Linked DNA regions of Homo sapiens: region 1 is linked to region 2. A link is an interaction called in ENCODE POLR2A ChIA-PET data of the cell type or tissue named here. Cell type or tissue: K562. All regions are shown on one strand.

The links. Peaks named below come from ENCODE experiments on the same cell type or tissue, not always from the same donor. Only the 100,000 strongest peaks of a DNase experiment are listed, where the experiment ranks them.
Region 1: POLR2A ChIA-PET joins it to region 2 with 6 read pairs; 5 of 35 experiments call an interaction of 5 or more read pairs at or near these places.

The regions. Positions count from the first base shown.
Region 1 is chr15:84,601,157-84,605,156 of GRCh38, reverse strand. It overlaps ZSCAN2 (zinc finger and SCAN domain containing 2), which reads right to left. Exons shown (of 3, transcript NM_181877.4): 2 at 824-1,337. The coding sequence starts at 1,229. LOC105370947 (a long non-coding RNA gene) reads left to right here. Exons shown (of 4, transcript NR_186225.1): 3 at 1,172-1,297. Among named protein-coding and RNA genes, the nearest start is that of ZSCAN2, 2.1 kb to the right of the region's middle. RefSeq lists an enhancer at 1,105-1,733 and a silencer at 3,781-3,930. In K562, no CTCF peak of the experiment used is centred here; no DNase peak of the experiment used is centred here; H3K4me3 peaks cover 716 bases.
Region 2 is chr15:84,676,579-84,680,578 of GRCh38, reverse strand. All of the region lies in intron 4 of SEC11A (SEC11 homolog A, signal peptidase complex subunit), which reads left to right. Among named protein-coding and RNA genes, the nearest start is that of NMB, 20 kb to the right of the region's middle. In K562, no CTCF peak of the experiment used is centred here; no DNase peak of the experiment used is centred here.

The DNA of each region.
Region 1 (4,000 bases), 75 kb after region 2:
AGAGCTCAAGTTTGAAATTACGATTTTAAGAGCCCAGGATTACTTTATACCACAGAAAGTCCCTAGTTATTAGCTGGTTTACTTGTCATTTCTCTTGGTTTCATAAAAATAACCACTTTGGGGCCAGGCGTGGTGACTCACGCCTGTAATCCCAGCACTTTCGGGGGCTGAGGTGGGCGGATCACGAGGTTAGGAGCTTGAGACCAGTCTGGCGAACATGGTGAAGCCCCATCTCTACGAAAAATAAAAAAATTAGCCGGGCGTGGTGGCGCACGCCTGTAATTCCAGCTACTCAAAAGGCTGAGGCAGGAGAACTGCTTGAACCCAGAAGACGGAGGTTGCAGTGAGCCAAGATTGTGCCACTGCACCCCAGCCTGGGTGACAGAGCGAGACTCCGTTTCAAAAAAAAAAAAAAAAAGAAAAAAGAAAAAAAAGTCATGTTGAAAATATCAGATTGTTTTCTCTAATTGCAAGAACCATTTGGATGTTTCTTGCACAACCACGTGAAGGTGCCAGGGGTCTCCATCTCCTCCCGTTTAACTTCCATCACCTTCCCAACCACTCCAAATAAACACAGAAGTAAAAACTGTGCTTACAATTCAAATGTAGCTCTAAGGCCCTCCTAGCACTTCTGGAGCTGACTTTGCACACAGTGAGGACACTAAAAGGCTGATGAACACGCTGACTGCCTGCAGACAGAGCAGAGGGATGGCGCTAGCCCCCCACTCTGCCTTGGACACCACCTTCTCCTCCTCCGAAACACCACACTCCTCTACCTTGGAAGGGTGCTCCCGCCCTCTCCCTATGAGGTTCTGCGTCTCACCACTGTCCTGAAGGGTCTGGGTCAAGTCTTCCACCAGGGCCGCTGCCTCCTCACTGCTTTCAGGCCGATGCTCTTGCAGCCAAGCCTGAATTTCCTTTGGCAGCATGGTTAACATCTGCTCCTTGGTGTGTACCTCTGGTCTCAGCCAGCGCCGGCAGAGCTCTCGGAGGCGGCCGAGTGCACCCTGTGGTCCCCTGGTCACCTCCTCCTGGGGGCCGCCCTTGCCAGCACTCTGGGGAAAGGGCTCAGACTCAGGGCCATCCTCCTGCAGCACAGCTTCTTGCACCCAGGAGTCATCCTCCAGGATCATGGTGGTGACCTCCTCCTCCTGTCTATCTTCCTCTTGAGGCACCTGGACCAAGGAGCTCAGCGGAGTGGTCACTCTCGGGATGTCTGCAGCCATCATCCACAGTCCTGGGGCAATCACTTAGGCTTCAAGCCTTGGACCTCAGTCTTCTCCAGCCAGGCTCTCAGGTAAGACACTTCCCTCCTCAAATATCAACAAGTAGTCCCGCTGAGAAACAAAAAAGAGAACCATAATCCATAGGTAGACTGTCCTAAAGCAATCTAACTCACAAAAGCCCAGGTCAGACCACCAAGTGGCCCTTACATATGCAAACCAACAGACGTTTCCTGTTCTTCTTAAAGAAAAAATGGCTTATTCCTGAAAACATCTCTCTGTGGTAAAAGAAGGCTGGGTGCAGTGTCTCATGCCTGTAATCCCAGCACTTTGGGAGGCCGAGGTGGGCGGATCACCTGAGGTATGGTGAAACCCCATTTCTATTAAAAATACAAAAATTAGCCGGGCGTGGTGGCGGGGGCCTGTAGTTCCTGCTACTTGGGAGGCTGAGGCAGGAGAATCTCTTGAACCCAGGAGGCGGAGGTTGCAGTGAGCACAGATCTCGCCACTGCACTCCAGCCCAGGCAACAGAGTGAGACTCCGTCTCAAAAAAAAAAAAAAAAAAGTATCCCAAGCACAAAAAATACAGCATTGTTCCTTCCAAAACACCAAAGAATGAGTATCAGAAATGCAAAGTCCCCGGGAAAAACCCATGACTGAAATACTGAGGACTCTCCTAAGTCAGTTTCGACTTGCACTGTGTGACCTTGACCTAACATACAACTTAGTCACCAAACTCGGTGACCACCTAATAAAGATAATAACACTCATGTTTCTGTTTTTATGGGGGCATCTTAAGGATCAGCAATGGATCAGATGTCAAAGCACTCTGAGCTTCTTTGGAAGAAAGGCAATATCTCAACTGCATTATTACCATACTTTAAGTATGAAGTTTAAAACATGCATATACTCTCCAATCCAGCCTCGGCCCCTCAGTACTTTATCTTAAAAAAATAACCAAAAAATCGAGTCCTTAAAAATCCAGCAGCAGGGAATGGCTAATAAACTATGACACACCCATATAGCAGCATGTATTAGAAACTGTGCTATAGGCTTGGCGTGGTTGCCTGTAATCCCAGCACTTTGGGAGGCCTCGGCAGGCGGATCACTTGAGGTCAGGAGTTCGAGACCAGCCTGGCCAATATAGTGAAACCCCGTCTCTACCAAAAATACAAAAATTAGCCAGGCATGGTGACGGGCGCCTGTAATCCCAGCTACTCAGGAGGCTGAGGCAGGAGAATTGCCCGAACCTGGGAGGAGGAGGTTGCAGTGAGCCGAGATCGTGCCACTGCACTCCAGTCTGGGCGAAAGAGCCAGACTCTGTCTCAAAAAAAAAAAAAAAAAAAGAAAAGAAAAGGAAAAAAAAGAAAAGAAACTGTGCTATAATAATGGCTACCTTTAGGTGGTAATGACAGGAAAGGGGCTCAAAGGAGCCTTCTGGGATGATGGAAATTTTCAATATCTTCATTTGGCAATGGCGGCACAAGAGCAAACATATGAAATTTAAGATCTGCACATTACGCTGTATGTTTTTAATATTTTAAAAATTATATTGACAAAGATTAATCATTAATGATTTAAGATAATCCTTCTGATAGGAAAATAATGGATAAACACAAAATCAGCAGGGCAGAAAAACCATAGACACAGTAAGTCCTCAATTCCCTTTAAAAATGAACTCACAGCCGGGCGCGGTGGCTCAGACCTGTAATCCTAGCACTTTGGCAGGTTGAGGCGGGCGGATCACCTGAGGTCGGAAGATCGAGACCAGCCTGACCAACACGGAGAAACCTCGTCTCTACTAAAAACAAAATTAGCCAGGCGTGGTGGCGCATGCCCGTAATCCCAGCTACTCCGGAGGCTGAGGCAGGAGAATCGCTTGAACCCGGGAGGCAGAGGATGCGGTGAGCGGAGATCAGGCCATTGCACTCCAGCCTGGGCAACAAAAGCAAAACTCCGTCTCAAAAAAAAAAAAAAAAAAAAATGAACTCACAGGAAAAAAGAACGGGACGGCACCTACAAAATATTGAAAGCAGTGGAATTGCAAACGACTTAAAATATTATAAAAGCAATACAAAATTATTTTTAGCCCAAGCGCTGTAGCTCACGCCTGTAATTCCAGCACTTTGGGAGGCCGAGGAGGGAAGATGGCTTGAGGCCGGGAGTTCATGACCAACCTGGGCAACAGAGTGAGACCCAGTCTCTACAAAAATAAAAAAATTTTTTAAAAAATCATTACTACATCATAAAGACTCAACTAACAACCCTCCCTCAATGAAAAGGGGAGAAAAGCTGACAAAAGCTTAAAAAAAAAAGGACAAAAAATAAAAGCTAGTGGGAAAACCGAAGCTCTCAACGTGTATTTACTCAAATGACTAGAAGAAATACTGGCATATGGTGTAAGAGAACTCTTCCTACTTGGGAGCCTGGGAAAAGTGTGCCAGGTCAGCTAATTTGCGGTCTGACTTGGGGCACGACACGCCCCCTCTGAACCTCAGTTTCCCCATCTGTAAAACGTGTACGCTGCGCGGGATGTCGTCGAATGCCCCTTCCCGTCCAAAGCCTGCGCTTCTCGGTAGGAGAGGCAAGGAGCTCTCCGCCAGGGAGACGCGTCCGGGACGGTTCGCTGAGCGGAGCCGGCGCGTAAATCGGGGCTGCAGGGCCCGCAGGATACGGAGCGCGACCCCGACGCCCCTCCCCCAGCAGAGCTGCCGGCAGCTGGCTCCAGGCCCACTATTCCCTCACCTCGGGCTACTGCCCGGGGTCCGCGTGGCTCC
Region 2 (4,000 bases):
AAAATTTTGCTTCTTAAAAAGTGTCTAAAATTTCAGGTATACTACTCCAAAGGTGAGGAACTGGGTGGGGTGCAATAAAAGAATAGAATACTAGTGATGAGATGGTGAATTGGATGTGACAATTTTAAAAAATGTGTTCACTTATTTGGTTCACTCAAGAAATAGTGGGCACCTTCCATGTGCTCTTACGTCCACACTATGCTAGCCTCTGGGGGTCTAGAGCACTATTAATCCTGCCTCATGAAAGTTACATTTCTTTTTTTTTTTTTCTTTTTTTTGAGATGGAGTCTTGCTCTGTCACCCAGGCTGGAGTGCAATAGCGCGATCTCAGCTCACTGCAGCCTCCGCCTCCTGAGTTCAAGCGATTCTCCTGCCTCAGCCTCCCGAGTAGCTGGGATTACAGGCGCCCGCCACCATGCCCGGCTAATTTTTTTTTTTTTTAGTAGAGATGGCGTTATATTTATATTTCTTAAGAAGTACTAAGTCAATAACTCAAAAGTGTTCATCCAAATTAGTTTTATCATGTTAATTTAATCCATAATATTTCTAGTCTTGAAATTGATGAGGTTGAATGAAATTAAAAAGTTATATTAAGCCTGTTTGTTTCAGATTTTATCAGGAGAACAGTTCAGTGGAGGACAGGAATTGTAAGTTGTTGGTATTAAGGAAGTATGGCATTGTTGCTCCCTTAATGTAATTAATAGTATTAACAATAACTCACGTTTATTAGGGCTTATTGTGTACCAGAGACTCATTCTAAGTGCTTTACAAGTATTACCACATTTTAACCTCAGAACAACCCTAATATTCCCATTCTACAGATGAGGAAACATAAATGAGTTAGGTTATGTATCTAAGATTATACTGATGGTCGTAAGTGGCTGGCTGCATAGTCCACCTTACCATCATACAAAAATTACTAGCGTAACATTTCTGAAATGGATAGTTGCTAATTCTCACTAGTTAGATGCCACATGGCACTTTTGCCACTGTCAGAACCTCTGCTCCTTTTGACCTAGAACAGACTGTATGGATACAGAGTTATTACACCAGTAAGCAGGTCTGAGATACGCAGTTCCCATAGAGAAGGAAGTATGAGTTGCTAAGTGAAAGCTTCCTCAGTTACAGCACGAGAGATGCTCAGTTTGGGGCCAAAGAGATCAGATCAGAACAGGTATCATTGTGCTTTGCCTGCTGCAGAGCTGTGGTTGTTATTGTTGTTTTAATATGTCCCCGCTTTAAGGAACTTTTCCTTTGATGGAGCTAAAAATACTTTTATAATCCAAATTAGGTCATCAGTGCTTCTGAGAAATACTAGTCCCCATCTTCCTCAGTTCCCAAGATGCTGCTAATGTGATTATTTAAACTCTCCAATCTCTTTGAGTCTTTGTTTTTCCTCAAATTATAAATGTACAGATTCATGTAGAAACATAAGAAAATATCAATAATCAAAAAGCAAAGTCACTTCTTGTCTCCTTTTTCTTGATCTCCATAAATATTTACTATTAACTTTTTGGTTTATATTAGCCTTTGTGTGTAGAGATAAAAATATTAATGAGTACTTTTTTTTGCCTTTTTTTTTTTTGGAGACAGTCTTGCTCTGTCACCCAGGCTAGAGTGTGGGTGGCATGATCTCAGCTCACTGCAACCTCTGCCTCCTGGGCTTAAAAGATTCTTGTGCCTCAGCCTCCCGAGTAGCTGGGATTACAGGTGTGTGTCACCACACCCAGCTAATTTTTTGTATTTTTAGTAGAGATGGGGTCTCGATATGTTGCCCAGGCTGGTCTCAAACTCCCAGCTTCAAATGATCCACCTGTCTTGGCCTCTCAAAGTGCTGAGATTACAGGCATGAGCCACGGCACCCAGCCCTAGTATGTACATATTTATACAAACATAAAACGCATTTTGTGTGTGAAAGGAGAATGGTCACACTATCTTATAACCCCTTTTTTACCCAAAAAATTACTAGCGTATTTACAAATCAATATATTTATCATCATATCATCATTTTCAAAGCTGTATGCTATTCCACTGTATGGAAAGACCATATACTCTATCCTATGGATAGAACATATAGATTTTATTCAGTCAGTCTCCTGTTGTTAGGTATTCTGATTGTTTCCAGCTTTTTTATTGCGAACAATGTTATGATAAATATCCTTATTATGTATATCTCAGCATTTCTGCCCAATCATTCTTCAGAGTAAATTCCTAGAAGTGGAATTACTGGGTGAAGCATACTCATATGTTAAGGCTTTTGACAAATTTTGCCAAGCCTGTTTCATTTATACTCCTGCTAGTACAACTGAGTGTTCCTTTATCTGGGCCTTCTTTTTTTTTTCTTTTCTTTTTTTTGAGGCAGAGTCTTGCTCTTTTGCCCAGGCTGGAGAGTCTTGCTCTGTTGCCCAGGCTGGAGTGCAGTGGAGCAATCTCAGCTTATTGCAACCTCTGCCTCTCAGGTTCAAATGATTCTCATGTCTCAGCCACCCAAGTAGTTGGGATTACAGGTGTGTGCCACAATTCCTGGCTAATTTTTTATATTTTTAGTAGAGATGGGTTTTCGCCATGTTGGCCAGGCTGGTCTGGAACCCCTGGCTTCAAGTGACCTGCCTACCATGGTCTCCTAAAGTGCTGGGACCACAGGCATGAGCCACCACATCTGGCCTGGGTCTTGATTCTTAAGTGTTTATTACAGCTCTGTCTGCTCACTCTGGCCCATTGGTTGGGTAAAAGATGCATCATCCTACGAAAGGTTAGGGGAGCTTTCACTCAACTTGTCTTCTGGACAATTTTTGAAAAAATTCTGGGCTGGGTGCGGTGGCTAACGCCTGCAATCCCAGCACTTTGGGCGGCTGAGGCGGGCGGATCACAAGGTCAGGAGATCGAGACCATCCTGGCTAACACAGTGAAACTCCGTCTCTACTAAAAATACAAAAAAATTAGCTGGGCGTGGTGGCGGGTGCCTGTAGTCCCAGTGACTCTGGAGGCTGAGGCAGGAGAATGGCATGAACCCGGGAGGTGGAGCTTGCAGTGAGCCGAGATCACGCCACTGCACTCCAGCCTGAGTGACAGAGCGGCACTCTGTCTAAAAAAAAAAAAAAAAGAAAAAGAAAAGAAAAAATTCCACACTATTTAATGCTATTTTTAAAATCCCAACATAGAAACTATAGACCATTTTGAGCTGTTACTTAAAAAAATGTAATAGTCTAGTACTCTCTGCATTAAGGAAGTTTCTGTAGAAAAAAAAAACCTAAGACATGAACAGCAGAAGCACAGAATCTTAACTATATAAATTTACTTTCCATTGATTGTACCTCTACTGAGCTTGACACGTAATGGAACATAACACTTTCTTTTGTGGAAATTGTGTTTATAAAACACTAAACTGGTATTTCAAAGTCAGGATGTACACAAATCTTAAGAATAGAGCTTTTCCACAGGCAAGTCTGTTACTGTAGTACATACGTCTTCATGCTTTTTTTTTTCTTGAGACAGAGTCTCACTCTATCACCCAGGCTGGAGTGCAGTGGCAGAATCATGGCTCACTGCAACCTCCACCTCCCAGGCCCAAGCAATCCTCCCACCTCAGCCTTCTCAGTAGCTAGGATCACAGGTGCATGCTATCACACCTGGCTAATTTTTTTAATTTTTGTAGAGATTGGCTCTCCTTGTGTTGCCCAGGCTGGTCTTGAACTCCTGGGCTCAAGCAGTCCTCCACCTTGGCCTCCCAAAGTCCTGGGGTTACAGGTGTGAGCCACTGTGCCTGGCTTCCTTTATGCTTTTTTTTTTTTTGAGATGGAGTTTTGCTCTTGTTGCCCAAGCTGGAGTGCAATGGTGCTATCTTAGCTCACTGCAACCTCTGCCTCCCAGGTTCAAGGGATTCTCCTGCCTCAGCTTCCTGAGTAGCTGGGATTACAGCTTCCTGAGTAGCTGGGATTAGCCATGCCCAGCTAATTTTTTGTATTTTCAGTAGAAACAGGGTTTCACCATGTTAGCCAGG